Regions from separate parts of the Homo sapiens genome. Here region 1 is linked to region 2. A link is a loop called in an ENCODE intact Hi-C map of the cell type or tissue named here. Cell type or tissue: CD14-positive monocyte. All regions are shown on one strand. Links, peaks and the distances in the headings refer to the core of each region. The heading gives the core; the rest is flanking DNA.

The links. Hi-C counts contacts between places; a loop is a spot of excess contacts. Peaks named below come from ENCODE experiments on the same cell type or tissue, not always from the same donor. Only the 100,000 strongest peaks of a DNase experiment are listed, where the experiment ranks them.
Region 1: a loop joins it to region 2, with 2.1 times the contacts of the local background. A loop is called at or near these places in 15 of 110 quality-filtered maps.

The regions. Positions count from the first base shown.
Region 1 is chr7:1,466,021-1,473,199 of GRCh38, forward strand. It overlaps INTS1 (integrator complex subunit 1), which reads right to left. Exons shown (of 48, transcript NM_001080453.3): 43 at 7,052-7,164; 44 at 6,253-6,366; 45 at 5,551-5,621; 46 at 5,113-5,204; 47 at 4,826-4,935; 48 at 4,257-4,672. The coding sequence ends at 4,557. Among named protein-coding and RNA genes, the nearest start is that of MICALL2-DT, 9.7 kb to the left of the region's middle. RefSeq lists enhancers at 1-330, 331-1,026, 3,811-4,506. In CD14-positive monocyte, for the core only: no CTCF peak of the experiment used is centred there; no DNase peak of the experiment used is centred there.
Region 2 is chr7:1,409,511-1,425,095 of GRCh38, forward strand. No RefSeq gene overlaps it. Among named protein-coding and RNA genes, the nearest start is that of MICALL2, 42 kb to the right of the region's middle. RefSeq lists silencers at 3,357-3,656, 13,603-13,897 and enhancers at 9,388-10,060, 10,061-10,731. In CD14-positive monocyte, for the core only: no CTCF peak of the experiment used is centred there; DNase peaks (open chromatin) are centred at 8,151 and 9,361.

The DNA.
Region 1 (7,179 bases), core at 259-2,758, 50 kb after region 2:
CCCCTCCCAGGGCCCGTCTCCCTACTATAGGATGAGTGCCCGAGGAGCCCTCTGTGTGTCAGGCCTGTCCCCTGTGCCCCCCGAGGCTTGCAGGCTCCTACAGGCCTGGCTTCACAGCAGGAGGACACCAGTGGGAAAAGAGGGCGCCGGACCCTTCCCTCCGCCTGCCCTGCTGGTGGTCAGCCAGAGCCCTGTGCCCCGCTACAAGTGGATGGGCCCAACTCCTCCCCACCGCTCAAGACCCAGCCCGCCATGCCACCTTCCCTCAACAGCCCTTCCTAACTTCCACAGAGAGGGTGCCCACCACACCCTGGCGGAGGCCTACTGGGGTCCAACCCTGAGTCCCCCGTGAGCCCAGCAGGGCCCGCCATGGGGTGTCCTTTTGGGCCTGGCCCAGTGAGGGGGTTTGGAAAGAACTGGGACGTCCAGTTCTGCCTGCCCATGCTCAGCTTCCTACAGGCCACTTCCCAGGACAGAGGGGCTGCTGTCCCCAGAGGAGGCTTCAGCCATACCCTTCTCTTCAGAAGCACCTGGAATGACCCCAACCGCTGGCTGGGCCTGGGCCTAATTGGGTCAGGGGTCTGGGTTGCTCTGAGGAAGGGAGCTGGGGGAGGCCCAGGCCCCCCAAGCAGCTCCTGCCCTGCACCCTACCTGCCACATGACCTCGGGCCACTGTCTGGGCTTCCCGGGGTGAATGGGGGAGACACCTCATGGGGAGACCTGCACTCCTGCTGCCGAGGGCGCTCAGGCCCCAGGTGCCCACACTCAGCCTGTGGCTGCCACCGTCTGGCCTGTTTGAAGGTCAGGGTCCATCCCCAGCCAGAGCTGAAAATGAAACCCAGAAGCACTTGTTTTGAGACTGAAGCAGCAAGTGAGCTTGTCACTATGGCATCCCCCGGCCCCGCCCCGTCCCCGCCTGGAGAAGGCAGCCCGGGACTGCCGGGAACCACTGGGAGGGGCTGGGACCCTGCCTGGCCTGGCTCAGACATACTCCTGGGCCTCCCTCCACTCCTGAAAGGAAGGGAACTGTGGAGTCTGGGCTGGACCCTCTGAGTCCTGGGCTCTAGTGGTCACCCTGGGCGAGGGGCTCACAGCCACAGCCACACAGGAAGGTGCTGATCCCAGATCCTCCACTGTTCCAGAACAGACGGCCCGGGACCTGCCAGCAGCCACCCAGTGGCACAGGGGTCCTGCTGGGTGCCCCACACGGCTGGTTCCCAGGGTCCCTGGGCCCAGTGGCCGTGGTGAGGAACTTGGGGAGCCGGAGGGAGGGAGAGGCCAGGCGTGGATCGTGGCCTGACCCAGGGCTCCCTGGTCCATTTCGCAGCCCCCTGTCCAACCTGGGGTCGGCACCGTCATTCCAACACCCACACTTCTGCTCACACCGGCCCCTGCCAGGTGCCCGCCGCAGGCACAGATTCCAGTCTACCCATTTCTCTGTCCAGGCGCAGTCAAGTTTCCCTCTCAGGCGTCTTCCCCATCTTTCCCAGCACAGATCGCAGAGGCCTCTCACCTCTGGGACACAGAACCTGGGGTCCACCCCGGCAGCCAAGGCCAGACATGCCCCCTGGGGCTCCCCTTATGGTGGGGACAGGCCTGGGACACCCTCTAGAGGTTATGGAAGCCCTTGGCCAGGTAGAGGCTAAGTTTGCCCCACGGGTGCCACAATTGTCAGCCCTAAGGCCCTGGGCCAGGCAGAGACTGTTTGCCCCACGGGTGTCGTAATTGTGAGCCACCAAGGCCCCGGGCCCTGGGATCATCACCCTGGGGTGGGTGGGTGGGGTCTCAGGCACGCCTGGCACATCCTGGCCCCAATTGGCACACACACCAGAGCCGATACCCCTCACCTGAGCCCTTGCCACCCGCCAGGCCAGCTACTTCCCCCGGATGCCTCTGCTTAGCTTAACCTCTGCTGCCTCCTGGGCGGGAGTGAACACAGGCCCAGGCAGCAAGAGGCCCAGAGGGTCCCAGGCCCCAGGATCAGGGCCCTGCCCTCAGCACCCTCCCCATCCTCCTTCCCCATGCCTGGTCCACGACCCCAGCCAACGTCCTGGGGCTCTACCTGTCACAGGCTGCTCTGAGCCAGATACACGCACCCCCATGAAGGGCCCAGGCTTGCACCCAGCTGGGACACACGGACTGGCCTCCGGGCCTGGCAGCAGTGTCCTTCCCTTTCCCTGTCCTCAACCCAGGCACTGGATTCTGGGCCCACAGAGCTCGGACCTCCCTCCCTCCCTGATCAGACCCTGAGGCGGGCAGGCCTCGGCTGGAAGGACCCCCACCCCGCAGCCTGGCTGGAGTGATGTCAGGAGAGCAGAGGACCAGAGGCTGGCGAGGCTGCAGCAGGCTCCGGACTGTGGGGTGTGGAAAGCCAACCTGGAGGAGGTTCCCCAGGAGCCCACAGAGGGTGTAACATCGGGTAAGGGTGGCTCCTGGCTGGAGGGGACGCGGCGACACAGCTGGGGTGTTGCACCTGGGGAGAAGGGTCGGGATCCCGAAGGTGTGGACTGGCAAAGGCCCCACATCCAGGCCCGGGAGAGGCAGCCTGGCCCTCAGGAGGCTGGGGTTTGGGTGTGGGGCATACAGCAGGCACTGGGGCCGGAGGGCTTGGTGGGCCCGTGCTCACTCGGTCTCAGATGAGATCGGGTCATGTCCCCGCCAAGCCCTAGCACGCTTCTGTCCTCTAAGACTCGGATGGACACGGGCCCTGACGTTGATCCCTGAGCCGGCACAGCCTGCACACACCCACCCCGTATGAGGATGCCTCCCTGCATCCACGCCCCACCCCTGGGGGCTGGGGAGGCATCCACATCCCTGCCCTGCATCTGCTGAGCCTCCAGGGCCCTTTCCCACTGCACAAACCTTGGGCCCTGCTTCCACTCAGCCCAGCCCCACCCTGGGGCAGCCCATGGCTCCAGGGCCCCAGGGCTCAAATCTCGGCCCTGCCCCTTATCCGCGCAGAGGTAGGAGAGCCAACCACAGAGCAGGAAGGGCCTCACCCCACACCCCGGCCTGTTAGGCCTCCTCACTGCTGTCCCTGTCCCTAACCCTAACACACATTCAGACCCAGGGCAGAGGTGCCCGCACCAAGGGCCTGAAGGCAACGCACTAAGGGCAAGGGTGGGGGAGGGCGGCCGCGCACAGCTGGGATGGAGGCGGCTCAGCGGCCCATGGGCCTCCAAGTCACTCCCAGAGCAGCCTCCCAGTCCCCCGGAGCCACAGGAGCCAGCTGTGGACAGGCACGCCTGGTGACAGACCCGGCACTGGCTCACCCCACCCGGGACCTGGTCCCCGGCCCTGTGCAGCCTGGAAGAATCCGAGGGTGGGCAGGCGGGTGCAGGAGTGCCCAGGGGCCCGGGCAGGTGGTGCAGGTGTGCAGGCCAGGGGCTGGGCTGGGAGGCTGTGGGCCTGGAGCCCAGCTGCCCCCTTGCTGGGTGCTGTTGCGGGGCATCCCCCAAGGCCACAGCATCACTAGAACCTTGAGGCCTCGCGCCACCTGGGCTTGCAGGAGGGCCTGGGTCAGCTTCTTAGCCACAGCGGCTGGGGTGGAGGGCAGCCGGGGCCTGGCTGACCTGGGAGCACTCATGGGGAACCGGGAGAGCACGGGTCCCATCTGTGTGCTGGAAAGACCCCGGTGCAGCGAGGACAGAGGGGTGGGCGGCTCTAACCCCAACCTGGCTGGGAGGGAGGAGAGTGCACTGCGGGCCAGCAAACAGGGCCCCATGCCAAGCTCCGCCCCGCATGCACTAGGACCCTCCCAGACCCTCCCCTGGGAGCTGGTGCCTGCAAAGGCAGGACGAGCAGCACCACCGGCTACTCGGACTCTTCTGGAATGGGACCCCAACTCAGCTCCCACAGAGGGACGCCCACAGTTGAGGCTCTCAGGGCCTTGTTGATCCTTTTAGTGCAGGAGAGAGAGACCAGTCAGCTGGGCCAGTCCCCCACGCAGCCTGACAAGGCCGGACTCACTCAACAGAGGCCGACCCCGTGGGCAGAGGACTTGAGGCCCGGCAGGGCCCAGGGCCGGCACTCGACAGGGAGACCATGACGTGGGGCGGGGGCGGCCAAGTGGGCAGCATCCCCCGACCCTCAACACCTGCGGGAACTGCTGGCCCAAGGGAGAGCCCAGCCTGGCCCTGGTCTCCACCACCCCGGACCCTGCTCAACTCCCTGCACTGTGGGGCTGGGAAGCCAAGGCCAGGGTCCTTGAGGCTCTCACTGGCCAGAGGGCGACATGGGACACCAGAGAGCACACAGACAGTTCAGGTCGTTTCATTCAAAACCAGCCCAGGCCATGCCCGGGGGGATCCGCCGCTCCGCGGCAGGGCTGTGGCCCAGAAGGTGAATGAGGGCTTGCTGGACGGCCCCTGATGCCAGCGGCCGGCCCGGAGCCACCCCAGGGCTCGGAGTATTGCTCCTGGGCCTGCCTGGCCTCAGGGCTCGGCGCCCTCACCTCCTCGGACAGACCAGCAACGCCCACGCTTCCTGGGCTTTGCCTCGAGGATCCCCGGGGACGGGACGGGCCGGGGCTTGGAGGGGGGTCGGCTGCCACAGGCTCACATCACGGCCTCCATATGCAGGATCCTCAGGGCCTCGGAGATCTGCGCGCTGGGGTCCATCTGGCCGTACATGCCCACCAGGAAGGCCCGGTGGAGCAGCACAGCCGCGTGCTCTGTGGGGGAAACGGGGCCCTGCACGTCACGCTGGCCACAACATCCTGGCCGCAGTGACCAGACCTCGGGACTCCCAAGAGCCAGCCCTCGGGGGACGCACCTCCGGCCTCCCCGAGGGCTGCCAGGGCCCTGGGCGGGGGGCCAGTCCTCACCTTGGCACAGGAGAGCGTACTCAGGCAGGTTCCGGAGGGCCGTCTGCACCACCTCAAAGTCCTGGCTGCCCAGGCAGTACATGAACGTGGGCAGGAAAGCGGCTGCAATGCTGAAAGACCCACACACTTCAGTGGGAACCTCCACCCTGTGCCCACGCCAGACCCCCACCCGACAGGGCGAGCTGAGCCGCCTGGAAGCCTGGTCTGGCCACCAGGCGGGTCAAGCGGTGACCTGGGTTAGCAGGGCCCAGCGGTGGCGGCGGGACAGAGGCCGGCGGTGGCCTCACCTGGGGCTGTTCTGCATGGAGCGCAGGGCCAGGCTGAAGGCGAGGTTGCGGCAACACTCCTCGGCCGAGCTCATCAGCCGCTGCAGGTTGGTCTGACCGGGGGAAAGGTGGGAGGTGTGTGACCAAGGGGTCCAGCCCCCATCAAGGCCCCTTCACCTCTTGGTCTCGTGATGGTTGGCGGCAACGGCAGGGACCCTAGGCCCCTATCCAGAAGGCAGGACGCACGTGCCACTGGCCGGTCCCAGCCCGGGGCTGAAGGCAGGCCTGCTCTGGCGGCGGCTTGACTGTGAACACCTGGGCTGGGGCCCCCACCCGAAGCCCAGCCTCAGAGGACTCCCTGGGGCTCAGCGCGGGCACGCCATGTTGGGGTGGTGGCCCTGCTGGGGTTCCCCAAGGGAGTGGCTCCTCCCAGCTCTCCCTCAGCCCCATCCAGCTCACCGAGAAGAAGCTCAGGATCTCGGGTCTCCGCCGGGACATCTCGTCTATGTCACTCAGAACCTCCAGCAGATCTGACACAGAGAGAGGGCCAGACCAGAACTGAAGGGCCCAGGCAGACCTCTGCCCACCCCACCCCAGCCACCCAGAGGGGGCAAGGCCCCGAGCACCACAGGACAGAAAGCACTGGAAAGCATGAGCCCAGTGACGCCCCAGGCAGTCACCTGCCCCCAAGCTCCACAAATACCCGGCCCTGCCCCTACTAGTGGCCTCCAAGGAGAGGGGTTGACCCCTCACGGCAGCCCCATATCCAGGGTGCTCTTAGCACCAAGTGTCCCCACGGCCCGACTCCATCCGGGCCGCTCAGCCTTGGCTGTCCTCTGACAGCGGCCACCGGTACTGCCCACCCGCTGGTCTTGCCCACCCGCCTGACCTCTTCCTGCTGTACCCCCACCACCTTAGGGGGCTCCCCTGCTTTTTGCTGTGCCTGAAGCAGAGCAGCCACCTCCAGCTCCCCTGGGCCCCTGAGTTTCTAAGGCCCTCTCTGGGGGTGCTCCCCACTGTGAGGAACAGCCCACCCACCCACAGCCCAGCGTGGGCCAGGCTCACGCCAAAGTCAGTGCCCAAATGGCTACTGGCTGCTGCCCGCAGCCCCATGGGACCCAGGGCGCTGACCTGGCGTGGGTGAAGCAGGGCCTGACTCACCCTCCACCGTTTGGCCCCGGGAAAGCCGTTTCATGTAGGGGGCCATCTCGGCCGCGGTCAGAGGGGTGAACAGGGAGACGCTGACCAGGGGCAAGGAGCCGGCTGAGCTCTCCTCTGGAAGACAGTGGCAGTGCTGCAGGAGGGCGGGAGCGGCAGGACGTGCCACACTGAGGCACCAGGACCTGCCCTCCCGAGAGCACGGCGGCCACTGCCCAGGCTCCCAAGGTGCCTGCACACAGCAGCGCTCCACAAATGGGGTGGAGCCAGGAGCCGGGAGCTGCCTTTGGATCCGGCGCATGCACCTCTGCGAGTCTCTCCCTGCTGGGTTTCTCGCAATGTGGGCCAGGACCCACTGGGCACAAGACGGGATGGCCCCTTGGGACCCGGGCCTGGCGCTCTTCCGGCGGCACAGGAGAGACGTGCTGCGGTGCCGTGTCACCTCAGGCAGGGAAAAACCAAGGACAAGCCTTGCCCAGTAGGACCAGGGGAGGCTTCCTGGGGAGGGACACCTCGGACAAGCACTGGTGGATGGTGGATGTGCCAGGGACGGGGGGGTGGGGAGGGCCATTTGCCGGGGCGGGGCGATGTGCCGGGGGGCAGGTGTGCTGATGCTCTGTCAGGCACCAGTCAGTGCTTCGTCCCCTTGAGGTGGGTCAGGGGCCAGCCAGCAAGGTCCCAGGCTCACACAGCCCCCATCGGGACGCCTCGGACGGCCCAGGGCTGGCTGTGCGCTGGGAAAACCAGGCCCTGTAGGACTGTTCCGCAGCTGCTTCCAGCAGCCCCTGGCAGCCCCACTCACCCTCGCCCTCTTCGTCCAGGCCTCGGTCGGTCCTGTCGTCCCTGCTGGGCAGGCTGAGCCCTGCAAGGAGGGATTTCAGCATCACCAGGTCACTGTTGTCGAAGGACAGGTCGCTGGGGAGAGAAGAT
Region 2 (15,585 bases), core at 6,967-9,466:
TGTGCCACCGCACACCAACCCGGGCGACAGAGCAAGACCCTGTCTCAACAAACAAACAAAAACACGAACAGAAATTTATAGTTCCACAGTCTGGAGGCCAGAAGTCCAAAATCAAGGTGTTGGCAGGGCCCCGTCCCTCCAAGCCCTCTAGGGGAGCAACTGTCCCAGGCCCCTCCCAGCTTTTGGTGGTGGTGATGATGCTTGGAGTTCCAGGGCTGGCAGCCGTTATCACTCCAGCCTCTGCTTCCGCCCTCACGTGGCCCTCTCCTCCCCAGGTGTCTGCCGACACGTGGTTTTTCCTCTTATAAGGACACCAGTCATGTTGGATTAGGGCCCACCCTAATGAGCTCACATTAACTTGAAGACAGCTACAATTGCTCTGTTTCCAATAAGGCCACATTCACAGGTATCAGGAGTTAGGACTTCAACATATTTTTTGGGGGACAATTCAACACATAACATGTGAATTATAGCGCAAGAAAGCTACTTTTTTTTTTTTTTTTTTTTTGAGACAGAGTCTCGGTCTGTTGCCTAGGATGGAGTGCAGTGGCGTGATCTCGGCTCACTGCAAGCTCCGCCACCTGGGTTCATGCCATTCTCCTGCCTCAGCCTCCCGAGTAGCTGGGACCACAGGCGCCTGCCACCACTCCCGGCTAATTTTTTTATATTTTTAGTAGGTACGGGGTTTCACCATGTTAGCAAGGATGGTCTCGATCTCCTGACCTCGTGATCTGCCAGCCTCGGCCTCCCAAAGTGCTGGAATTACAGGCGTGAGCTACCGCTCCCGGCCAGAAAGCTACTCTTTAAAAAAGAAGTTTTGCTGATGAGATGGCTCACGCTTATCCCAGCACTTTGGGAGGCTGGGGCAGGAGGATTGCTTGAGCCCAGGAATTCAAGACCAGCCTGGGCAACATAGTGAGACCCCATCTCTACAAAAATTTTAAAATTAGCCAGGTGTAATGGTGCACACCTGTGGTCCCAGCTATTTGGGAGGCTGAGGTGAGAAGGTCCCTTGAGCCTGGCAGGTTGAGGCTGCAGTAAGCCGAGATTGCACCACCGCACCCCAGCCTGGGTTAACAGCAAGGTCCAGTCTCTAAATAAATATAAATAAAAAATAGGCTGGGTGCAGTGGCCCATGCCTGTAATCCCAGCACTTTGGGAGGCCAAGGCGGGCAGATCACCTGAGATCAGGAGTTTGAGACCAGCCTGGCCAACATGGCGCAACCCTGTCTCTACTAAAAATAGAAAAATTAGCCAGGTGTGGTGGTCTGTGCCTGTAATCCCAGCTACTCGGGAGACTGAGGCAGGAGAATCACTTGAACCTGGGAGGCGGAGGTTGCAGTGAGCCAACATCGCACCACTACATTCCAGCCTGGGCGACAGAGCGAGACTCTGTCTCAAAAAATAATAATACTAAAAATAAAAATAAATAAAAATGAAAAGTTTTAACTAATAAACTATTAAAAGAGAGAGAGAGAGAGAAAAAAAAAAACAAAACAGACCCCATTGTGGGGAGCACAGAGCGTCCCAGTCCACCCTGAGTGACCTCCTAGAGCAGATGGAGCTCGGCTCAGGGAAGGCTTTGTGGCCGTGGCTCCTGGGCTGATCTCTGGACTAATGTTCCGGGGAACAACAGTGATAATAATATCCTGGCCCTGTCTATGTCCCCTCCCTCCCTGAATCACCCAGGCCTTCCTCTAAGCCAGCCCTGGCCTGGCCCTCAGCTCTAACCCCCAGCGCCCCTCCCCACAGCCCCCTGGGGGGCTCAGATTCCGCTCAGAGCCGCGGCAGTCAGGCCTGTCACGTGCCCACATCCCCAACTTGTAAAGTAACAACCCGTCGCACGCACAACCTCTTTGCACCCAAATTGTTCTCTGATCTGTGTAAACTGCAATTGATGCTGTGCCGCTTGATATTAATATCTTTTGTTTGTGTGTCAGGGTTCTGCAGAATCTAATTAAGAAGTGTTCTCTGCGTATCCGGGGTGTTCGAACAATTGTGCGGCGCCGACGATGCAAGCTGTTGACCTGCACAGATAAACCGTGCGTGCGGAGGAATCGGGGGCGGCGGACGGGGTGGGGGGAGTGTACATGGCTGTTCTTTTCTGCTGGGGCGCCCGGCGGGCCCTGCCTGTGGTTCGCCCTGTGTGCGGGCGGTGTGGGCGTCTTTGCCGCAGGGTGCTTGTCGTGGCAAGGGTTCTTTGTGTGTACTTCTGCGTTGACATGCATCACACCCACGAGCACATGTACATGCGCGAGGCCTCCCTGGGCAAGTGACTCCTGTCTCAACAGCCCTTTCCCAGCGTATGTGTTCACCTCCCTCACAACAGCCCTGTGAGGCAGCATCACTGGCCCATTGCACAGATGGGAGGTTGAGGCTGCTGGTGCTGGGGAAGTCACGTGTGGAAAGGCAGACGCTCCAAAGGGTACCAGATAAACCCACCTATTGGGCTCACCCCGGACAGATTATGACACGGGAACAGAGCATGCAGTCCGTCCTCAGGGGTAGGCTAAGCACTGCAATCCCACCGGACAGACAGAAAAACTGAGGCCCAGAGAGGGCAGGAGATTGCCCACCATACGCTGTGGACTGGAGGCAGAGCTGGGCCCTTCCTGACCCTCCAAGCCACACCCTGGGGTCCCTTTGGAGGGAATCACTTAAGCCCAGGTGGGACCCAGAGGCCAAGGCCGACTGTCCCTCCATCTAAGGTAACCTGGCTGTCCAGGGTGGCTTCGGAAGCCCCTGGACCTGGGGTCTTAGCCCCACCCATGGGTAACCCTGGCCCATGCCCACCCCTCTCCAACCTCAGTGGCAACCCCTGGGAAGTAGCGAACACCACGCAGGCACTCGGTAGGTGCAGGTGCTGAGGTCGATGTCACAGCTCTGGGGTCAGGGCCGCTGCCCTGGGATGGGTCTGAGCTGTGCACGGCATTGCCTGGTGCCCTCCCAGCTCAAGGCCTTGCCTGACTACAGATGCTGTCCCTGCCTCGGGCCTGCCTGGCTGACAGCGGGCATCTGGGCCAGCGCTGCAATGCTGCCAGGTAGAAGTGCTCCCTCCAGGCTGGGGGGACCTGCAACTCCCGCCCGGGAGTCCCTCAGACTTGGAGTGCTCTGAAGAAAGCAAGCCAGCGGCCAAGTGGGCTATGGGCCAGGTGCGGGAAGGCTCCAGACCCGGGGCTGCAGGGTTGGAGAAGGGCGCAGCAAAGGCCTGGAGACAGCCTGAACCAGGGATTCAGGATGGAATGGGTCTGGGTCAGGGAGCCAGGGTGACCGTGGGCCGCACAGGCCTGCGCGCGCGGGTGCACGTGCGTAATGGATGCACACGCATGCAGCTGGTGTGCGTGCAGTCGGGCGCACCTGTAACCGGTGCGCACCCCGCGTCTGGCGTGCAAGTGGGAGCACCTGGCCCAGCGCCCAGCGGGGCCTCGCCCGCCGCTTTCTTAGGAAACGCCGCAGCGCCACCTGCCGGCTACGCGGTCTCAGCTGGACGCGGGCGGGGAGGGCGCCGGGCCACGAGGCCCCGCCCACAGCCGGAGGCCCCGCCCCTAAAGACTATCTTGGTGCCCCGCCTCTTCAGACTCCGCCCGATTCCAGGCCACGCCCCTTGTAGGCGTGACCGAGGACGCTGGTACCCGGACCTGGACTTCGCAGGGTCTTGGAGGGGCGGGCAGTGGGGGATCTCCGCTTTGGGTCTCCTGGCTGCAAAGCGAGGACAACTATGAGCCTTAAACGCACACCAGGAGTGTAATAAGAGCATCTGCTGCGTCACTAACTCTTCCCATTTACCGATGAGGAAACCAAGACAGAGAAGTCAAGTCACCTGCCCAGAGTCACGCAGGAGAAAGTCGTAGGCCGGCTTTGAGCCCAGCATCCTAGTTGCTGAGTCTCTGCAATCAACGACTGCCCCCAACTCCTAGTAAATTCATCTTTATTTGTTAATTAATAGTTATTTACGAGAATAAACCCATCCAACCTCCCACCCCTTGCAATAGGTATCTGGGAAGTGATGGAGACAGGCATTCTGAGCTGTCACCAGTATCTTACATGGCCAGAAAGGTGGAGTTCAGGGAGAGGATTCTCAGGATTTGGGGGCAAAATGAGTTAGGAGACCGGACTGGAGTGGGCAGCCACCTCCAGGGCAGGCTGGGAGGCCGGGGCCCTGGGCTGCAGTGAAAACTCACTGAGCAGCCTTCAGCAGGTGCTTGACTCCCCGTGGGCCTCAGTTTCCCCATCTGTACAATGGGTTGGGGCGGGGTGGGAGATAAAACATCACTTTTCTCAGTTCTTCCCCAAACCCCAGACAGTGCAGGATTCCAGGAATCCCTGAAGGTCTGAGCCAGTGCAGGGACTGGGGGCTCAGGGTGGTCCAGCCCCGCGTGGGGTCCTTCCTGGTGCCTGTGGCTGTCTTTGGTGGGAATCCAGTGCCTCTGTCTACGGCAGCCGCATCTCCAGCCACGCCCCACGCCCCCCCCCCCCCCCGCCACCTCCCCCAGCATCTCACTCTAAAGGGGAGGCATCTTGGGTGGAGAGTACCGGGCTGCCAGGGACAGATGGCGTTGGCCCGGGTGTCAACACAGCAGGAGCCCCCGGACCAGCCGGGCAGAATCCACTGCTGTCCAGAGCCTCTGCCAAGCACAGTGGCAGGCCCTGAACTCAGGCTGCACCTGCTGGGTGGGGAGGCCTTGCCGGGGGCCCTGGGGCGGGGTGGAGAAAAGCAGCCTGGCTTGGCCACGTCCCTAACAAGCATGACCTTGGGCAAGTGCGTCCCTACCTCTGCCCAGCCTCCTCCCCGCCTGCCCCCCAACCAGGCCTGCTGTCCTGAGTCTCCTGTCCCTCCCCCAGGACACAGTCACACACAGCTCTACGCACACCTGGCTGTGCCCCCAGCTGGCTGTGTGGCCTTGGGAAAGTCGCTTCCCCTCTCTGAGCCTTGTTAGCCTCATCTGGAAAATGGGCCCAGGTGTGGAGCATAGGAAGGCAGATCTGCAGCCCGGCCTGCACACAGCAGAGTCTCAGGGGCCCTCATGTGCTGGTGATACGGGGGATGCCACGTTACTACTTCATTCCATCCCCACAACCAGCCTGAGGCCCAGGTCAGGTTGCCTTCCATGGTCCCGTTGCAAAGCTGGGGAAACTGAGGCTCTGAGAGGGGAGCCTGAAGTGGGCCTGTCCCTGAAGACCACAGCAGGCTGGACATGCCGTGGGCAGGAGCGGCCACCCTCACTCACTACCACAGGGCACAAAGCACAAACAGTCACACCCCCACACTGACGCATGCACACGCCCCTCGGGGCCACAGATAACAACAGAAGCAGAGTTAGAAACTTCTGTTCTCCATCCTTGGGTGTGGGTGCTGGGGGTGTCAGACCCTTACCACAGCTCAATCCTCAACTCTCCCCAGGGTGAGAAGGCCTGAGACCACAAGGCTCAGCACTGACCATGATGTCCCTTTGGGCTATCACCATATGCCTGACCCCGCCCCTCACACACACACCAAACACACACAGGGGTATCCAGGCTGACATCTGTCCACCCACTTGGTCTTGGTCAGGTGTGCTGCTAGGCTGAGCTAAGTCAGGTACCTGCTTGTGTGTGTTCAAATGCTGGGCAGCCAGGATAACCCTGTGAACATCCACTGCAATTGCTGGATGGGGATGGATGGATGAATGGATGGATGAGTGGGTGGGTGAATGGAGGGAGGGAGGGAGGGAGTGAGGGAGGGAGGGATGGATGGATGGATGGATGGATGGTTAGGAGGATAGGTGGATGGATGAGTGGGTGGGTGAATGGAGGGAGGGAGGGATGGATGGAGGGATGGATGGATGGATGGATGGTTAGGTGGATAGGTGGATGGATGAATGGATGGAGATGGATGGATGAGTGGATGGATGAATGGATGGATGGATGGGTGGGTGGGTAGGTGGGTGGGTGGATAGGTGGGCGGGTGGATGGATGGATGAGTGGGTGGATGGGTGGGTGGATGGATAGATGGATGGATGAGTGGGTGGATGGGTGGGTGGACAGATGGATGGATGGATGAGTGGGTGGATGGGTGGGTGAATAGATGGATGGATGGATGGATGGATGACTGGGTGGATGGATGGATGGATGGGTGGATGGATGGATGGGTGGATGGATGGATGTATGGATGTATGGATGGGGATGGATGAGTGGGTGGATGAGTGGATGGATGAATGGATGCATGGATAAATGGGTGGGTTGATGGGTGGGTGGATAGGTGGGTGGGTGGATGAATGGATGGATGGATAGATGGATGGGGATGGATGGATGGGTGGGTGGATGAGTGGATGAGTGGATGGTTGGATGGATGGATAGGGAGGAATAGATGGGTGAGTGGGTGGGTGGATGGGTGGATGGACGAGTGGGTGGATGGATGGATGAGTGGATGAATGGGGATAGATGGGTGGGTGGAGGGGTGGATGAGTGGGTGGATGGATGGATGGGTGGGGTAGATGGGTAGGTGGGTGGGTGGCTGGATGAATAGATGGGAATGGATGGATGGGTGGATGGGTGGGTGGATGGATGAATAGATGGGAATGGATGGATGGGTGGATGGATGGGTAGGTGGGTGGGTGGCTGGATGAATAGATGGGAATGGATGGATGGGTGGATGGATAGGTGGATGGGTGGGTGGATGGATGGGTGGGTGGATGGATGGGTGGGTGAGTGGATGGATGGGTGGGTGGATGGGTGAATGGGTGGGTGGGTGGATGGATGGATGGATGGATGGGTGGATGGGTAGGTGAGCGAGTGGCTGGATGAATAGATAGGGATAGGTGGATGGATGGATAGATGGTTACATGGATGGATGGGTGGGTGGATAAATGTGCGGGAGAAGGCATGGATGGATGGATGGAGGATGGATGGATGGGTGAGTAATGGATTGATGGATGAGTAGAAAACAGAAACCAAGAGAGGCTGAGGGCACTATGAGTAACCCCCCATTGTTTAGTAGTGGAGAGGGGTTGCTTGCCGGCTGCAATGAGCCCCATTCATCGATGAGGAAACTGTGCAGGAGGCAGGAGGTAACTGGTGCAGGGCCACACAGTGAGCTCTCGGTGGAGCCCAGGACCCTGTCCTCATGGAGGTCCCTGCCTGACCCTAGGTGGCACAAGGCACACCAGTGCCACACAGACCCTCAGAGACCCCAGCTGAGACCCTGGCCTCAGACAGCCCAGGCTTAAGTGCCATACACAGAAGGGGTGTCAGGGGCACCCTCACCTGCACTTCTTGCAGTCCCATCCAGGGCTCCCACCTCCGGATCTGTCCCTCCTCCCCAGCCCTCATTTCCAGCCTCAGTGGCCTTGGGGAACCAGCTGCCCCACCTGGCTCTCCAGACCCCTCTGACAACTGGAGCTGGACACGAGGTGGGAGGGTTCCCCAGCCCCAGGTAATTAAAGCGCATGGTTATGTAGAAGTTTGTAATTAAACACTCGCACATCTTCAGACATCCCAGCATGGCGCCTGATGAATTAATTACGAGGATGCCAGACCCTCAGGTTTTCCTCCTCACTGAGTATGGAGGGGTGGCCCTGAGCCTTCATGTCGGACAAACGAGTGGGGGGCAGGATGTCAGGGGAGCAGAGCCAGCTTCCACCACAGGCCCTTCTCCTGGCCCCTGGCTCTGCCAGCAGCCCACCCCCACCCAAGTACCTAGACCAGAAACAAGACATCCTCCCCAACCGCTCCAGTCTCAAAGCCGTAAGTTCCAGACCCGACGTCCTTGACCAGCACCCACCTGGCCACCACCCCAACTCCTCCCTCAAGCCTCTCCCACACCCAAGTCTTGTCCACCCCACCACCCTAAGGCGCCCACTCTCCCATCCCCTTTCTGCCCCTTCCTGTTGCCCCTTCTCCCGCCTCCCCAGAACCCAGATCCGATGATGCACTAGGAAGGGCACGTCACTTCTGTGGTCTCCCTCCCCAAGCCCAGAACCTCAATCAGACCACGAGAAAAGCCTCAACAAATCCAAGTCCAGGGACATTCTGCAAAATACCTGAGCAACACTCCTCAAAACTGTCAAAGTCACAGAACAGAGGAGCCCCAGGAGATTTGAGCATGCTGTGTCGCGTGGGCTCCTGGAGGTGGAGCTGGAGCAGAAAACGGGTAATAGGAGGCACAGGAAATCGGGGGAGAGTGTGGGGTTTCACGATGAGTCATGTGCTGATGTGGGTTTCTTAGCTGTGACAAACGCACCAAAGTAATGTAAGATGTTAGCATTAGGGGAGACCGTACTGGTGTACAGGAATTCTCTGCGCTGTCTTTGCAACTTTTCTGTACATCTAAATATTTTAAAATAAAAAGGTTCTTTTAAAAAGGGAGTTTGGACCAGGCACGGTGGCTCACGCCTGTAATCCCAGCACTTTGGGAGGCCGAGACAGATCATCTGAGGTCAGGAGTTCGAGACCAGCCTGGTCAACGCGGCGAAACCTCGTCTCTACTAAAAATACAAAAATTAGCCAGCCGTGGTGGTGGGCACCTGTAGTGCCAGCTACTTGGGAGGCTGAGGCAGGAGAATTGGTTGAACCCAGTAGGCGGAGGTTGCAGTGAGCTGAGATCGCGCCACTGCACTCCAGCCTGGGTGACAGAGCAAGACTCCGTCTCAACAAAAAGAAAAAAGAAAAAAGGGAGCTCGGGTAAGAGATCTGGTCCAAACAGGGCACAGTGTTCGCATCTGCTTAGTCCTGGTGATGGGTAAATGGCTGTTTACCCAACAGAATAACTGTTTCCTGTGCTTTTCTGCATTTGAAATGCTACCTAATTAAACATGTAAGAAAGAACAAACCCAGATGGAACGTCACCCCTGCCTGATACTCTCCAAAGGCTTAGTCTTTAGAATCACGTCCAATATTCTCACCCTGCAGACAGAACAAGAACCACCTGGCCCTCCATTCCCGCTCTGATGTCACACAGAGCCTGGCCTATCCCTAGGGCTCCCACAGTCTGCCCTCCACCACCATCTGACGTCACACAAAAACCTGGCCAATCCCTAGGGCCCCCACACTGCGCTCCACCCTCATCTGACTTCACTATAAAACCTGATCGACCCCTAGGGCCCCGCATTCTACGCTCCACCCACAACTGACGTCACACAAAAACCTGGCCAATCCCTAGGGCCTGGCACCCTGTGCTCCACCCCGATCTGACGTCACACAAAAATCTGGCCAATCCCTAAGGACTGGCACCCTGTGCTCCACCCCCCCCCCCCACCCCCCAGTGACGGCACACAAAACCTGGCTAATTCCTAGGGCCCCTGCACTCTGCTCCACCCCCATCTGATGTCACACAAAAACCTGCCAATGCCTAAGCCCCAGCACTCTGTGCTCCACCCTACTGACGTCACACACAGCCTGGCCAATTCCTAAGTTCTGGCACCCTGCGTTCCACCTGCCTCTGATGTCATCCAGAGCCCGGGGCCTTCCCCTTTTGCAGCTTCTGTGAGTCTAGTGCTGGGAGCCCTGTGGGTCGCAGCCAGCACCCCCAGAGGGGTCACCACTGTGTGCCTCACTGAACGTGAGCCTAGTGGTTCACAAAGCCCGCCCCACCCACCCAGGTCAGGGCTCAGGGCTGCCTGTGAGGTGAGCTTCGTTCTCCCATTTCACAGATGGGGAAACTGAGGCAGAGGGCAAACGCATCTGCCCAGTCCATTGAAGTGCTAGCGTTCTTCCACACTGCTCCCAGCCCTGGCTTCTCGCCTGTAAACTGTCTCGGACCAAGAATCCTGCCTGTACGCCCAGCCTGGCTGAAACACAGTCTCAAGGCACTCAGTGTTCCGGGCCCTGTTACCCCTCCAGCTCCCATAACCCCGTCTCCTCCTCCTCCTCGCCCTCCTCCTCCTCGCTGTCTCTGCACCACTTCCACCTGCCCGGGCCTTTGCACCTGCAGGTTCGTACCCTACGGGGTGTGCCCTGCCTTGCCCTGACAGCACAGCACTGCCCGGCCTCTGCTCTTCTCCACCTGCCATGGGCCTTTCACGGGACCTGAGGCCACACGCTCTGTACATGTGTGCGTCTGTGCATTGCCTGTTCCCCTCTGCTGGGAGGTAAGCAGGCCATGGTCTCCATTGCTATACCTGCTCGGAGCAGCCCTGGCAGGTAGTAAGCACCCTGTTCTTGGAAGAAGCCATGTCCAGGTGGGGGGGGCAGGTGTTGGGGGAGGCCTCTGATTCCGGCTAGGGCAGGGGTAAGGGTCTGGCAAGGCTGACCAGCATGCCCACCATGTGCCCCTCATCCCTGAATGCACCCACCTCCTCTGCTGGCAGGGCCAGGTCGCCGCCTCAGCTCCTCCAGGCCTGTTGGAGCGGCAGAGTCCAGAGCTGGCCAGGCTGCAGGAAACCCACCAGTATGGCCAGGTGGCTCCCCTGGTGGCTGCTTCCTGCCCAGCCCAACCTGGCTGCCACCAGCTCCCTCCACCTGCCTGCTCCGTGCAACCCTGGAGGGTCCCTGAACTCCTCGGAGCCCCGGTTTCCTCCTCCAAACAGTGGAGGCTCCTGTGTCCCAGTCCTGGTCTGGAGGAAGTTCCCTTAGCTGGGCCTGGCTGCTGTTCTGGGAGTTCATGGTCTGGGGACATTGCTACCACCTTGCTTTACAGAGCATGATCCAGGCTCCTCCCGGCGGCACCTGTAGTCAGAACTCGCTCCAACACAGGCGAGGAAACAGAGGGCCAGGGGGCAGAAAGGATGACTCGGTGACTCAGTGCCTCTCCCCATCTATTTCTCTCTCTCTTTTTTTTTTGGAGACAGAGTCTCGCTCTGTCGCCCAGGCTGGAGTGCAGTGGTGCGATCTCGGCTCACTGCAAGCTCTGCCTCCCGGGTTCACGCCATTCTGCCTCAGCCTCCCGAGTAGCTGGGACTACAGGCGCCCGCCACCACGCCTAGCTAATTTTTTGTATTTTTAGTAGATGTGAGGTTTCACCGTGTTAGCCAGGATGGTCTTGATCTCCTGACCTCGTGATCTGCCTGCCTTGGCCTCCCAAAGTGCTGGGATTACAGGCCACGCCCGGCCCCATCTATTTCTCTTGTAAGAACAGGCACATACATTTGCACTCAGGAAAAACCTCCATGAGCCGGGTGCGGTGGCTCACGCCTGTAATCCCAGCACTTTGGGAGGCTGAGGTGAGTGGTCACTTGAGGTCAGGAGTTTGAGACCAGCCTGACCAACATGGTGAAACCCCATCTCTACCAAAAATACAAAACTTAGCTGGGCGTGGTGGCGTGTGCCTGTATTCCCAGCTACTCAGGAGGCTGAGGCAGGAGAATTGGTTGAACCCAGCGGGTAGAGGTTGCAGTGAGCTGAGATCGCATCACTGCACTCCAGGCCTGGGCGACAGAGCCGGACTCCATAAAAAAAAAAAAAAAAAACCAAAAACCCGTTCATGAACACACGTGCTTGCATGAACACCCACGTATAATCATGAGTGTGCACACACTCCAGGGTTGGGGGTAACCCAGGCCCTGAGCCTAGCCTCCTTGGCTTAGTATGCACATGTGTGTGATGTGACTGATACGTAACACGCATCCCATGGGCGTCCCGTGCCAGGAATTGAGGGGGCCACACCCTACTCAACGCGGGGGACAGTCTCCGGGCTCCGTGGCTCACGGATGGTGGAGCGTGTCATTTCCCGCATGTGACACAGAGTGCGGACTGTGCAGAAGGCGGCTCTGTGCCTCGGAAGGCAGGGTGCAGAGGCGTGCAGCGCTCACCACGGGGATGCGGCCGGCTCCTGGGACGGGACCTGGAACGCGGATGTGGCCGGATGTTTAGTGGGTGCCGTGCACGGTGTCTGACACATCAGATGTGATGTATACCTCGCACGAAAGACGTTGTGTTCATCAACAAATCAATTCAGTGACACTTTGCTGAGCACCTGCTATGTGCCAGGCCCCGGGTATACAGCGGCGAGTGGACAGATCAAGTCCCTGCCCTCGTCGGGGGTGGTCAGGGAGACCCACTGAAGACTTGGGGAGGTCGGGGCGACCACTCCAGGACAGAATGTTGTGGACAGCAGGGCCATCAGGCAGTGTGCCCGGGTTGTCCGAAACCTGCAGAGGCCAGTGCTGCCAGAGTAAGCAAACGGCAGGGTGTCCCGAGGGCCAGGGGGCAGATGGCAGGCCTTAAAGCCACACAGGTGCCCCATGCCCTGACACAGCCCTGGCCTCTGGGTGACAAGCACCTGAGGGGCTGTCTGTGGTCCCAGGACATGGGAGGCCAGGCTGCTAGAGTCTGAGGACCGGCGGGGTCCTGGGTGCCCTGGTGCCCCTGCACAAGGCTGGTTCCCCATCTTTGGAGGTTTGCTAACTGCCCCCCATACCACAAGACTGGCTGGCCCCGCAGAGGGATGGCAGTGGCACGGAGTGAGACCTGAGGGGGTGGCCAACAGTCTTCAGCATCTGTGCAGCCCAACTCCCATTGTACCAAAGGGAGACTGAGGCTTGAAGAGGATGAGGCCTGGCCCAGACCCTTCAGAAATGGGACAAGCTGCTGGGACGAGCTCTTGGGTCCTCAGTCTCCCTGGCCAGGTGTGCACAGGTAAATAGGCAGGTGTGTGGCTCAGTTGGAGGGCAGGTGTCCCCGGGCTCGGCCAGAGCATTTGGGTGGCAAAAGCTTGGCCAAAGCCACAGCTCCCAGCCAGTCCCCGCTGAAGGCCCCGTGAGGCCAGCTGGGCCGGCCACCCAGGCTCCCAGAAAGGGAAACTGAGGCTCAGAGAGGGCCGCCCCTCGCCTAAGGTGCTCCAGTGCAACTGAGTCAGACTGGGTCCTCAATCTTCCCACCCTGTCCCCCCACCCCAGCCTCTGTGACAGAAAGAGACCAGGGCCCTGGCCAGGGGCCGAATCCCACCCCAGCCTCACTCTGCCCCAACCCCCCAAGGAACAATTTACCTTTCGGAGCTGGTCCAAGATATTAATTAAGATAAATCTACCTCAATTTTGAGATTCTCTTATCATGTAATTTATCAAAATTATGTTAATTATTTCTGTAGGGCAGCAAAATTATTACCTCTTTTGTGTCTGATTTGTATTAATATTCATAATTTAATAATTCAGCATCTTGGCCATCTGGTCCGGGAACAGGCTCCCTTCCCTCCCTCAGTCTGAGCCAAAGCTTCCCCATCACCCCCGCCGGTGTCCCCAGGGCCCCACCCGCCCTGTCCCCGGTGTCTTCCCTCCGTCCAGCCCTGCAGACGCTGCCCCCTGCCCCCTGCCCCCTGCCCCAGCCCTGATGGCCCCGCCGGCCCCGAGGCACAAACAGGTACTCGCACAGGTACATGCACGCCCTCGCCACCCCCGCTTGGCAGGTGAGCCAAGCTGAATTGACATTTTCCACACTTTGTGAGTTTTACACTGTAATTTGACATAATTAATGCCTACATTACTGCTGATAATTTAGCTAGTTAATTAAACTCGGAGGAGATAATTAAGGAAAGGCTACTGCTTGGATTGCTAATTGTTTTTGTCATTATTTCAGGGGGCCGACAGCTGCTGGCTGAGTCATCCTGTTTTGTCAGCTGATGGGTCATGTGACACAGGGGTCCCCCAGGGGCCCCCCACTTCCAGGGGAGGGAGGAGCGCAGCTGGCTACCTGGCTGCTGCCTGGAGCCTCGCCAAGCGCTGCTGGCTGCTCTGGTCTGGCCTCACCCGCTCCAAGCAACGACAGCTTCCCACGGTCCCTGGGGCCTTCTGAGCCCGGCTGAGAGCTCTGGCCGGAGGCACACCCAGGTCAGCCTAAGCCAAGGAGAAGGGGGCACCCCCAGCCCCTGCATCCAACCCTAAGACACGAAGTGGCACCTGGCGGCATCTCAGCCTTCTGCAGTGGTCAGATAAGAAGCAGAACTTTCTGAGCCTGCTGGAAGCAGAATGGATGAGCCCACATTGCAGAGAATGACAGGGAAACTGTGGGAGTAACAGAGAGGGAGAGAAAAGGGGGAGTGGGGAGAGGAAGAGAGAGGGGGGAGAGAGAGAAACAGACTGAGAGAGAGGGAGAGAGAGACAGAGAGGGAGAGAGGGAGAGGGAGAGAGAGACAGAGAGAGGGGGAGAGGGAGAGACAGACAGGGAGAGACAGAGACAGAGAGATGGAGGGAGAGACAGGGAGGGAGCGACAGAGGGACGGAGAGATGGAGGGAGAGAGAGACAGAGAGGGAGAGACAGAGACAGAGACACAGAGGGAGAGACAGAGAGAGGGACGGAGAGACAGAGACAGAGTCAGAGACAGAAGGGGAGGGAGAGACAGAGACAGAGAGGGAGGGAGAGACAGAGACAGAGGCAGAGACAGAAAGGGAGGGAAAGACAGAGAGGGAGGGAGAGAGGGAGACAGAGAGAGGGAGGGAGAGAGGGAGACAGATGGAGGGAGAGACAGAGAGGGAGGGAGAGAGGGAGACAGACAGAGGGAGGGAGAGACAGAGACAGAGAGGGAGGGAGAGACAGACTGAGCTGGGAGTGAGGGGGAAGAGGCGGCAGGAGCAGCACGTGGAGAAGCTGTCAAGCTCACCTTCCCCAGCCCCATCCCGCCCACCCTCCTGGGGACTGGTTGACTCAAGGTCAGAAGAAGGGGCTACGCCTGGGGAGGCGTGTCATTGTCACTGTTGTCCTCACTTCCATGGAAAACGGGGTCTTGCAAAGGTCCCACAACAGGGAGGTGGCCCCAGACCCAGTGCAGGCCTGGGGAGGGCCATGGCGCAGGAGGCTGGCCCAGTGGCTCTGCCCTGGTCGGGGATGGGATGGCAACTCTGCTTCCTGGGCCTCAGCATCCCCACTGACTTCAAGAGAGTGGACGGGGCTGGACAACCCCCAGGCCCCAGCGCAGACGGTGTGGGGAATTGAAGGACATCCCGTCGGCGTGACATCAATGGAAACCAATAGGGTGTTGACTTGGCTCTCAGGAAATTCAAGTCAAAGAGGCTTACACGACCCTGGATTCATTATCCTTCCCAACAAGAAATCTACACATAAGAAGGTTCTAGACTGGCTAATTCAGGGCTCAGTGACACCAACAGGAGGTCAGCAAAGACCCAGCAGCCTTCCCTGTTTCTGCCCAGCTCGTCTCTGCTTGGCGGCCTTACCATCCCTCATGGTCCCAAACTGGCTGCTGTGGCACCGTGAGTCCTGTGTACCACCACAGCACCCCAAATACCAGATGGCATCCAGCAAAGTTGGGGGCTGTGTCTGCCACATAATCATACTATGTTCTTAATGGGAGGTTTCCAGCGGACTTAGAATCCCAAGACTTTCTTCTGCTGAACCCTTGATTTTCTTTCCTCTGCTGGTACCAGCTGTAGCTTGGACCACAACAACTGCCTTTCTCACCACAGCAAAGCACTGCCTCATGGAACCCTTAATCAGTAGATTCTGACTTCAGAAAGAAGGGTTCCCTTAGCAAATCCCTAATTCCTGCCTTGAGCTTTCAGATTGGCTACCTTCAACCTAAACTCAACCCTCTCTCTTTTTTTTTGAGATGGAGTCTCACTGTGTCGCCCAGGCTGGAGTGCAGTGGCACGATCGTGACTGACTGCAGCCTCAAACTCCCAGGCTCTAGCAATCCTCCCCCCTCAGCTTCCTGAGTAGCTGAGA